Regions from separate parts of the Homo sapiens genome. Here region 1 is linked to region 2. Evidence: chromatin loops called from intact Hi-C (ENCODE). Cell type or tissue: GM12878. All regions are shown on one strand. Links, peaks and the distances in the headings refer to the core of each region. The heading gives the core; the rest is flanking DNA. Region 1 overlaps SLC9A7 (solute carrier family 9 member A7). Region 2 overlaps SLC9A7 (solute carrier family 9 member A7).

The links. Peaks named below come from ENCODE experiments on the same cell type or tissue, not always from the same donor. Only the 100,000 strongest peaks of a DNase experiment are listed, where the experiment ranks them.
Region 1: it touches region 2 in a loop (4-fold over the local background); 1 of 110 quality-filtered maps calls a loop at or near these places.

The regions. Positions count from the first base shown.
Region 1 is chrX:46,707,899-46,713,279 of GRCh38, reverse strand. The region is part of intron 1 of SLC9A7 (solute carrier family 9 member A7); the gene reads left to right. Among named protein-coding and RNA genes, the nearest start is that of SLC9A7, 49 kb to the left of the region's middle. RefSeq lists an enhancer at 2,130-3,329. In GM12878, for the core only: no CTCF peak of the experiment used is centred there; a DNase peak (open chromatin) is centred at 2,759; H3K27ac peaks cover 3,872 bases.
Region 2 is chrX:46,625,813-46,631,193 of GRCh38, reverse strand. The region is part of intron 14 of SLC9A7 (solute carrier family 9 member A7); the gene reads left to right. LOC124905182 (a long non-coding RNA gene) reads right to left here. Exons shown (of 2, transcript XR_007068222.1): 2 at 4,288-5,381. Among named protein-coding and RNA genes, the nearest start is that of CHST7, 55 kb to the right of the region's middle. In GM12878, for the core only: no CTCF peak of the experiment used is centred there; DNase peaks (open chromatin) are centred at 2,233, 2,732 and 4,353; H3K4me3 peaks cover 360 bases; H3K27ac peaks cover 3,412 bases.

The DNA of each region.
Region 1 (5,381 bases), core at 241-5,240, 82 kb before region 2:
GATCCACCCGCCTCAGGCTCCCAAAGTGCTGGGATTACAGGCATGAGCCACCATGCCCAGCCTGCCTTGTGCATTTTCTATATAACTGGTTGTTAAAGATGTTATCCTTTTTTGCTAATTGACCCATGGATAAGGGGCCATCTGACAGCTTTGAGAATTTAGGATTAAGCAAACATTTATTTCTCTTAACTGGTTATTCCCTCTTATCAGATTATGAGAATTAAATAGCACACAATGCTTCCTTTTTGTTTCAGTTATCAAGAAACTCAGAGCACCATGTAATGCTTGATTACAATAACAAAAAGTCTAGGAGGACCATAAATTTACTTCCTCCTTGTATGCTATAGTTCAGTACTGTCGTTTTCTATTTTAAGTGGCTTGCTGTGTAGAGCATCTTAAAGGCTTTACAAAATAGCCTGAGTATACCTAATTTGGCATTTGACTAATTTAACATTTCCCCAGATGTGACTCAAACATTTTGTAAATGTAGTGAATTTAAAAGACCCAGGTGTCTAGCAGTAGGGACATGGTTTAATAAACTGTGGCATATTAATACACTGCATTTAGAATTTTTATCTTAAATTCTAAAGCAAATCTGTCACTGAGCCCTTATACAAGACTCAGTGCACAATGTATAACTGAACAGCAGTGAACATGAATGAATTTATGTTTCAACGTGAGTAACTGATATGGTTTGGATATTATTTGTCCCCTCCAAATCTCATGTTGAAATGTGACCTCTCATGTTGGAGGTGGGCCTGGTTGGAGGTGTTTTGATTAATGGGGGTGGATCCCTCATAAATGGCTTGGTGCCATCCCTGCCACTAATGAGTGAGTTCTTGATCTGTTAGTTCAGGTGGGATCTGGTTGTTTAAAGAACCTGGCATCTCCCCACTCTCTCACTTGCTCCCTCTCTTCATGTGACATGCTGGCTCCCCTTCGCCTTCCACCATGGTTATAAGCAGCCTGAGGCCCGCCTCAGAGACAGATGTGGACACTGTGCTTCCTGTACAGCCTGCAGAACCATGAGCCAAATAAACCTCTTTTCTTTATAAATTACCCAGTCTCAGGTATTTGTTTATAGAAATGCAAATAGACTAACACAGTAACCTGCAAAAAACATAATATGGAGTTAAAAAAGGGAGATGCAGCAAAATTCATTCAGTTAATACAACAGAAAATGCTGCTTGTCCCCCAGTATCTGCTTTCCATTTTTTTCCTCATAATAGACTTTTAGAAGGTTCAATGACCTCCCAGAAAGAAGACTTTATTTTCTTGCCTCTCTTGCAGCCAAATATGATCATATGACCAAGTACTTGGCCAATAGGATATCAGTGGAAGTGTGTGTGTGTGTGTGTGTGTGTGTGTGTGTGTGTGTGTAATTTAGAGGCTGTGCCGTTAAAGGGAGTGCCTTCCCTGGTTGTTTTCTCGTTTCCCTTTGCCTGACACGTGGGCCTGATGGTGAGGGCAACACCCTCTTGGTGGTAGAGCAGGAAGATTAGGGAGGGGTAGTGAGGGAGGAGTAGGGAGCCACCACTTCATCCCAGGAATACTTATGCACTGACTCTTCTGTGAAGGAAAGAGAAACTTGTCTAAGCCACCATTATTTTGGTCTTTGTTCCAGCAGCTACACCTGCTTCCTAATTCTATATGATACTATTTATGTAAGTTAAAATGAGCAAAAGAATATTTATTATGTATCTGCGGACATGTATATTTAGTAAACCTGGACTGGATACAGACTAAAATGAATGACAGTTGCCTCCGAGGTAGAAGGGAAGGAATGGGACCAGGGAAGGAGGAAATACAGCCTACTTCCTCTCTTTACACTAAGCCACAAGGGATTCTCTCTTTTCTGTGTGTCGTGCTCAGTCAACTATGTCAGAGTAGGACAGTCAATTCAATGATGAAGAATCTGTATGTTTGTGATCTTTGTGATTGCTTTATGCCACGCGGTTTTCTGTTGGCTTTTAACAGTGACTTTTACCCCATATGAAGTGATTGGATTAAGAGAAAATAGTGGCTCACCCTTAAAACAAATGTGGAGGACAGAGCCATGGCTGTCATAACAGGAGTGAGCTATGAAATAGACCTGGGAAAACAGATGCTATTGCAGTTTGATGGTAAGGCCTGTGGCACAGGTGTTGCTGGCAGGCTGCAAGAGGCCCCAACAGGGGGCCTTCTCCATTTGCCCAGACTCTAGACAATGCCATTGCTGGCTCAAAAGCTGAAATCGTCAGCAGCCTGGGTGACTGTCTCTTGGGGTCAGGCTCACGTTAATCAGGCTCAGAGAGCCTGAGGCTAAACCAGAGTGCCAATCGATTAATTTATGATAAGAGATTTGGCTGTTGCAGAGCAGAATGTATGTTCAGGCTGAGCAGAGCATTTTTTTTCTGAGTAGGCAAGTAGCAGGGGACCCCAGGTTGTCATCAGAAAGTTGCTTAGAAAGGACAGAGGAAGAACAGAGGCAATTGGTTATGGTATGCTCATAAATAGACTGGAAAAGCCTGATGGGTCCATCTCCTTGCTGGAATAGCCTTGACTCCACCTCTCCCCACTAACAGCCACTGTATCCTTTCCTTTATCAGTGGTTACATGCATGATCTCATCATCTGACTTTTGGAGTCAGCCTTTCTTCTCTCTCTCTCTCTCTTTTTTTTCCCACAGTATTTTTTTCAAACTAGATTCCACAGAATGGACTGGGTTTTCCCTAAACGAATCTCAGGTGCATTCCAGGTGAGTCACATTGCAGTTTGGGGATTCCCAGGCTCTTAAGGGCATACAAACAGCTCATCTGGTTTACTCCCTCAATTTGCCAGTTACATCCAACATATGACAATTTTGCTGGCTAACACTGAGGGAACCTTCATTCTCTTACCTCTAAATCTATGGGGGCCCTCACTGTCCACTTCCCTATTCCAGGTACATTCCATGATGCATTTAGTTGTATTTCTGAATGCGGTTCTTCTTGTCACATGGCAGTCCTTCTGTCTTCCCACTTGTCCCTGCTTTCACTCTGTTTACCTAAATGTGGAAGTGCCTAAGGGGCAGTCCTTGCTCACATAACTTTGGCTCTCTGATGTGTGGCTTTAGAGATCATTTGTGCACAGCTAGCTTCCAGGTCTTTATATTCAGTCCTGAATGTATTCTTACAATACAGTCCTAAAAGTCACTCCTTTTATAAGTAGTTGTTGGACAAGATAATACATATGATAGTACAAAATTCAAAAGTTAGAAGGCAAACTGAAAAACCGGCCTCCCTTTCTCCCTGGAGATAAATGTATTCCATTGTCTTCTCTGGAGACAAATACACTCATCAGTTGAGCCATTTCTGCCTGAATGTGCCATGCTGTATTTAAAATCAGCGTATGTAATAACGCAGTTGGCACTGTTGCTCTAGAGTGCCATCAACACCCACCTAGATGTTGAGGTGCCCTCCCTTCTCACATTGCCTAATGGTTCCCCGGAGAACCTTGAGAACCCCACTGCTATAGTATAAACTAAAAGAATGGCTGCTGGAATTTCCTTACGATGCTTTTTTGCTTTTGTAGAATTCACCTTCAGTTAGCTATGAACTCTCAGAGGATAGCAATTGTTGTATGCTGTTTCTGGCATATCCCCTTTAGTGCTTTACACAGTCTTATACATACAGTAGGGTTTTTTTTTGTTGTTGTTGTTATTTTAGGTAACATTTTTTGAACTTTTTTTGTTAGTTTAGGTAATGGGTGTAGGCATTTGTTTTTAAAAACATCAAAAAAAGTAACTGCTGGCAGAAAATGTAATGAAAAGAAGATGAGCAGCTGCCTGTTGTATTATGTATTATGATAGCTTAGTACCTTTAAATTTTTTTTTCTGAACTTATTTTTATTTTTGAGAACAGAGTCTCACTCTGTCACCCATGCTGGAGTGCAGTGGTGTGATCTCAGCTCACTGCAGCCTTGACCTCCTGGGTTCAAGCAATCCTCCCACTTCAGCCTCCTGAGTAGCTGGGACCACAGGTGCGCACCACCGCAGCAGGCTAATTTTTGTATTTTTTTTTACAGAGACAGAGTTCCACTTTGTTGCCCACGCCGGTCTCGAACTCCTGGGCTCAAGTGATCCTCCTGCCTTAGCCTCCTAAGTAGCTGGGATGACAGGCATGTGTCACCACGAGTTTAGTGCCTTTTTCAGTGGAACTTCTTTCCTTGTTCTCTGATAGTGTACCACTGTCCTACCTCAGCACATCCCACGACACTGCCTGAGCTCCTTTCCTCCTTACCACTTACAACATACTATTTAACGCATTTATCTTATTTTTAAACATCTTTCCCCCTGCTAGAATGTAAGCCCTATGAAGGGAGGGCAGGATTTTTGTCCCTGTTGTTGACTCTTATGTTCCCAGAGCCTAGCATATGGTAAGCTGCTCAACAAATATTTGTTGAATGTATAACCTGGTGAGATACCAATTGTTTATGTTGTCATTGAATTGATTACCATCACCAATCCTAGATTTCTCTTTGTTCTGTCCCCCACTGATACTAGGTATCAGTGCTTTGAGACCAGGAAGACATTTTTCGTTTCTCTGCAAACAAAACCTGTAGTTTGGGGCTGAGTGACTTAGAGGCATGTGGAAGGAAGAAAGAACATAATCAGTGGTGCTAGAACACAACGCCTTGCTTGGGCTCTGCTGTCAGTGCCTGACATATTCTCCAAACAACACTCCCCACTTGTATTTTACTAGCCTAGTTTGAGTACCTCTTTTTTTTTTTTTGAGACGGAGTCTCACTCTGTCGCCCAGGCTGGAGTGCAGTGGTGCGATCTCGTCTCACTACAACCTCTGCCTCCTGGGTTCAAGCAATTCTCCTGCATCAGCCTCCTGAGTAGCTGGGATTACAGGCACCCGCCACCATGCCTGGCCAATGTTTTTGTATTTTTAGTACAGCTAGGGTTTCGCCATGTTGGCCAGGCTGGTCTCCAACTCCCGACCTCAGGTGATCTGCCCACCTCGGCCTTCCAGAGTGCTGGGATTACAGGTGTGAGTCACCATGCCTGGCCTTGAGTACCTTTAATAAAGGTGATTCATGTCCCTATTTGTTATTTCCACCACAGAGTATATCATTTTTCGTGGCTTAATTTTTCTTTTTTAAAAAAATTTTTGAGACAGGGTCTTGTTATGTTACCCAGGCTGGTCTCGAGCTCTTGTGCTCAAGCAGTCCTCTCACCTCAGCCTCCCAAGTAGCTGGCACTAAAGGTACATGTCGGCCGGGCGCAGTGGCTCACGCCTGTAATCCCAGCACTTTGGGAGGCTGAGGGCGGGTGGATCGCTTGAGGTCAGGAGTTTGAGACCAGCCTGGCCAACATGGTGAAACCCCTTCTCTACTAAAAATACAAGGATTAGCTGG
Region 2 (5,381 bases), core at 110-5,109:
GTGCCTGAAGGCATTCCTGTTTCTCCAGGGCCTGGGATCCTCTAGGTGAGCAATTTGGAAAGGGCATAGCAGGGACGGCTTGCCTTTTCTCCATGAAGTCCACGGCCCCAGGTGGGAAAACCAGGAGCCTGGGGCTGGAATCATGCAAAGGTTCATTTACTCATATGTCTGGCACCTGGGCTGGAAGGACCCAACCACAAGGACTTCTGACAGGAATGTCTGTGCAGGGCTTTTCCATGTGGCCTGAGCTGCCTGCCAGCATGGTGGCTGCTGGGTAGTTGGATTTCTTATGTGATGGCTTAAGGTTCCAAAAGCAAGTGTCCCAGCAAGCAAGGTAGAGGCTATATCACCTTTTCTGACCTAATCTTGCAAGTTCTACAGCATCACTTCCGTGGCTTTCTATTGCTTAGAAATGCATTCCTAAGACCAGCCCAGACCCAATGGGAGGGGATAGAGACCATAACCTCTGGATGGGAAGAGTATCAACAAATTTACAGACAAGAATTGAGGTTGCCATATCATCCCTGTTGTGCAGCTGTCGGGATGATTTTGTCTCTAGGTCTGGCTCTTTATCCAGGTCAGCATGACCTGGGCAGGCAAGGTGGGGAAAGGAGAGTTATGATAGGGGCAGAAATGTGTTACCAATATATTATTTGACCTTGGGAGTCAATAACTATGTCGTTCAGCATTGAATGCCCAGTGCTGAGCACAGTGGCTGGCACATGCAGGAACCTGATAGGTGTTTGTTGGGTGGATGAGGGAATGAGAGAGATGCAGCATGCAACAGGCAGCTTTACTGACCACCTGTGTATGTTGTCCATGAAACCCTATTCTTTTTTTTCCAGTCAGCTTTGAATCTGACTCATCATTGCACTTAATCCTGCAGCAGTCTGCAGCAGACTTCACATTCCATAGGATCTTCTAAATGATTCCATCTACCAAATCAGATTTAATAAGGCTGGCAAAATGTGGTGCTGTGTGGGGTCAATGGGGTGCCACTGTGGCCTTTTGTGGTTTCTTTCTCTTTAAGGGTGGCCACAGCCTGATAAGGCATTTATAGCATTGATGTCCATTCTAGGTCCCTGCTCAAGGGACACAAAGCCATGACCTGGAAAGTTCTGGACATTTTGGGAAGAGTTTTCAATAAGCTTCATTGGAGATTTGGCACCCACTTTAATGAGCTCCAGAAGACCTTTGAGATGATCTTAGAATTGGCCATTATGTCAGTTGGGAGCATGTGGTCTCAGTGAGTTCTCTTTGAAAATTTGCTATTTGACTCTAGCTTTGATTAAGGACTTTAGAAAACAGGAGTTCAGGAACTGAGCACCTCGAGGCTAATTTAGAGTATAACAGTTTGGGAGATCTTGAAACTCAGCCTGAGAAAACCCCAGGGGAAAACATGATGGCCGTCCTTATTTCACCAAAGGAAAGATAATGGCTCTGGTAGGACATGGCTGCCCTATTCTAAAGCATCCTCCACAGAACTGTGGCCAGTCTAGATTAATTTTGTAAGAAAAAAAGGCCAATAGCAGCTGGATCATAAGATTTGGAGAGATTTCATCTTGCTCTGGACCATTCAAAACATCCCCACCCCCTTTGCTGTTTCCCATTGCTCCTACCTCTGCATTCAAGCATCTGTAACAGGAAATAAGTGAAAGGATTTGGCTGGTCATGTAGTAGAACTTACTATGTATCACATGAGCCCTGCGCACTGGGAACACTGGGCTTGTAATTAGATTCAGTAACAAGCTTACTGTCACTTTTCTGTGGAAATGTTTGAGTGAGAAAGCAGCAGGTCCAAAGTGCTGAGGGTTCTTGTATTTAGTCCATGCAGTAACAGCTAAAATAGCCCCCACCCCCAGGTGGAGTGAGTCTCAGGAACCTCCCTGGATGGGCCTGGATGGATGAACTCAGTGTTCCTGTCAGCTCCCAGAGGGCCCCTTGGGCTGAGAGCACCGCACATGTGGTGTTGTGAACGGGCTGGCAGCCACTCGCGCTGCACTCCTAATGGCACCCTGTTTGCCACAGCCCTAGCCAGAAGCTGTGTCACAGCTTCCCCCTGACCTCCTTCCTTCCAGACCTCATACACAGTCATGCAGAGGGCCCCTCAAAGTCAGTTCCACTGACCTTTTGAAAGGTTTTCAAGATTGCTGTCATATGGGGAAAAACATGCAAACTTCAAGCTTGGTTCTCCAGGACACCCTCTTAGAAATGACTCACGCCCTTGTGCAGAGAGGACCTTATTTCTCCAGTTCCTCCTGGTCTGACCTCCTCATTCTAGTGAGCCACTAACAGCAGGGCTCAGTGCACTCTGTGGCCATGAGAAACAGGAAAACAGAAATAAATGGGCTTCTCATTTTTGGGTGAAACCCTGGGTTCTTGCAGTTTCCCCTGAAATAGATCCAGGTCACATGCTCAGTGTTGTCATGAAACTGAAATCAGAGGTAGGGAAAGTCCAGATGTTTGTTCTCCACCAGAGAAAAAAAAGGGCGGTTCTCTTTACCTCATTTTCTAAATAATCTTCCTAAAAACAACAAACAAAAAAGTGACATTTGATGGGAAGGCATGTCTTATAATGAGCACAATTCTCCTCACTGGTCTTGAAGCCCAAGGCTATAAACAGAGTCATGGCTAGGGAGCTACAGAATATTAGCTCATGTGGGAAAAGGAAGGGAGCTGTTGGCTAGAACTTTGCTTCATGTGGGGAAAGCATAAAAATATTGTGGGCAGACTTCAGCTTTGTGTCCCCTGGTAAGTTTGACTCATTAGAACAAAACAAGACAAAAAAAACAAAAAACAAAAAACAAAACTCAGTGCTTTGTTTCTCTGGAGGTCTTGGTGACTTTGCAACCAAAACAAAAACAACCCTAGCTGGAGGCAAGCTGCCCAGCCCTGGGGGTGGCCTCCCACCCCGATAAAGCAGGGGACTTTTCATGCCAGACCAGACAGCTGAGATTTCTGTTGGCCGTACATGCAGACACATCATTCACTTCCTTCCCTGAGTTTACAGAAGAGCACTCATTGATGAGGCCACTTTGGAGCAGCTAAGAGTGTGAATCTGAATTTATCCCAGTTTCACCATATCAACAGGACAAGGTCACAAGCCGGATATTAATGGAGTGTGGAGGAAAGGAAACCACCAATGCCTGTGTATATGCACACGTGTGTGCGTGTCTGTCTGTGTGTATGTAGTGAAAACTGTAGAAAATCAGCAGTTTATTGTTGCGTTCACATATGACTTTCTGAGCAAGTTAGAATCATTTGTTTCTGGGTCCTCCGTGTTTTTTTTTGTTTGTTTTTGTTTCTCCAGGCTGAAATCTGATACCCGTAAATCTGTCACCTAAATCTTTAACTTCAAACAGTTGCAGAGGTGCCTTTCCTCCAGTTGCTACTCTGTGACCACCGCCCCCCCCCCAACCCGCCCATTTTTTTGTGCTTCCAAGTGCCTCCCTTGGCCCCTGATTTCCCTTTCTGCTCTTCCTTTTCTGTTTTCTAAAAACTCAGAGTCAAGATCAATTTATTCATTTATTTGACAAATAGTTATTGAGCACCTGTTCTATTTCAGGCATTCTTTCAGGTTCTGGGAAAATATCTGCAACAAGGTAGATGAATCTGCATCCTGAAGGGCTTGGTGACAAGGTGATAAAGGGTGAGGGTGGAGAGTGGCAGAAGCAAGAGAGTGGAGACACTCAGGCCTCACCAGCCCCACTGAAGCAGAATCTGCATTTTAACAGTGTCTCCAGGGAATGTGTGTACATTTTACCATTAGAAAAGCCCTGATCTAGGCAATGTATAGCTCTGGAGAGTTTTAAGCAGGGAAGAAAACTATCTGTGTATCACGGTCAGAGATTTGACTCTGGTTTTTTTTTTGTTTTGTTTTGAGACAGGGTTTCCCTCTGACGCCAAGGCTGGAGTGCAGTGGTGCAATCACAGCTCATTGCAGCCTTGACCTCTTGGGCCCGAGGGATCCTCCTCCCTCGGCCTCCTGAGTAGCTAGGACCACAGGTGTGTGCCACTTCACCAAGCTAATTTATAAAATATTTTTCTAGAGACAGGGTCTTGCTTTGTTGCACAGGCTGGTCTCAAACTCCTGGGCTCAAGTGATCTTAACCCTCCCAAAGTGCAGGGATTACAGGCATGAGCCCACTGCCTGGCTGATTCCCTGTTTCTAAACCCTATTATTACCCTCTGCTGAGAAATCTTGGATCCATTATCCCAATGATATGACAAAGGCCCTGTATTAGTCCATTCCCACACTTCTATAAAGAACCACCTGAGGCTGGGTAATTTATGAAGAAAAGGTTTAATTGACTCATAGTTCTGCAAGCTGTACAGGAAGCATAGCTGGGAGGCCTCAGGAAACGCACAATCATAGTGAAGGCAAAGGGGAAGCAAACACATCTTACCATAGCGGAGCAGGAGAGAGAGAGAGCAAGGGGGAAGTGCCGCACACTTTTAACCAGATCTCGTGAGAACTCACTCACTATCACAAGAACAGCAAGGGGGAAGTCTGCCCCCATGATCCAGCCACCTCTTACCAGGCCCCACCTCCAACGCTTAGGATCACAACTTGAGATGAGACTTGTGGGGGTACACAGAGCCCAAACATACCAGGCCCAGGCCGGGCGTGGTGGCTCACACCTGTAATCCCAGCACTTCGGGAGGCCAAGGCAGGTGGATCACCTGAGGTCAGGAGTTCAAGACCAGCCTGGCCAACATGGCAAAACCCCATCTCTACTAAAAATACAAAAATTAGCTGGGCATGGTGGCAGGCACCTGTAATCCCAGCTACTTGGAAGGCTGAGGCAGGAGAATCGCTTGATCCCGGGAGGCGGAGGTTGCAGTGAGCCGAGATCACACCACTGCACTGTAGCCTGGGTGACACAGCGAGACTCCATGTCCGAAAAAGAAAAAAAGCATATCAGGCCCAAATCAAGTGACATCATTTATTTACTCTTCTGCTCCATATTAGTTGTCTGTGACTGCTGTAACAAATTACCACAAATTTAGTGGCTTAAAACAATAAAGTTTTGTTTTTGTTTTTGTTTTTTTTTAAGGGACAGAGTTTCACCATGTTGGGGCTGGTCTTGAACTCCTTGGCTCAAGTGATCTGCCTGTCTTGGCCTCCCAAAGTGCTGGGATTATAGGCATGGGCCACCATGCCCAGCCAAAACAATACAGTTTTGTCATCCTTACAGTTCAGTAGATCAGATACCTGGTGGGCTCAGCTGGTTTCTCTGCTTCAAGTTTTTCAAGGTGTTGGCAAGGCTAAGCTCTGGGGAGAAGCCACTTCCAGGCTCATTCAGGTTGTCAGTAGAATTCAGTTCCATGTGGTTGTAGGACTGAGGTCCTGTGTTCTTGCTGCAAAGCCAGCAACAGTG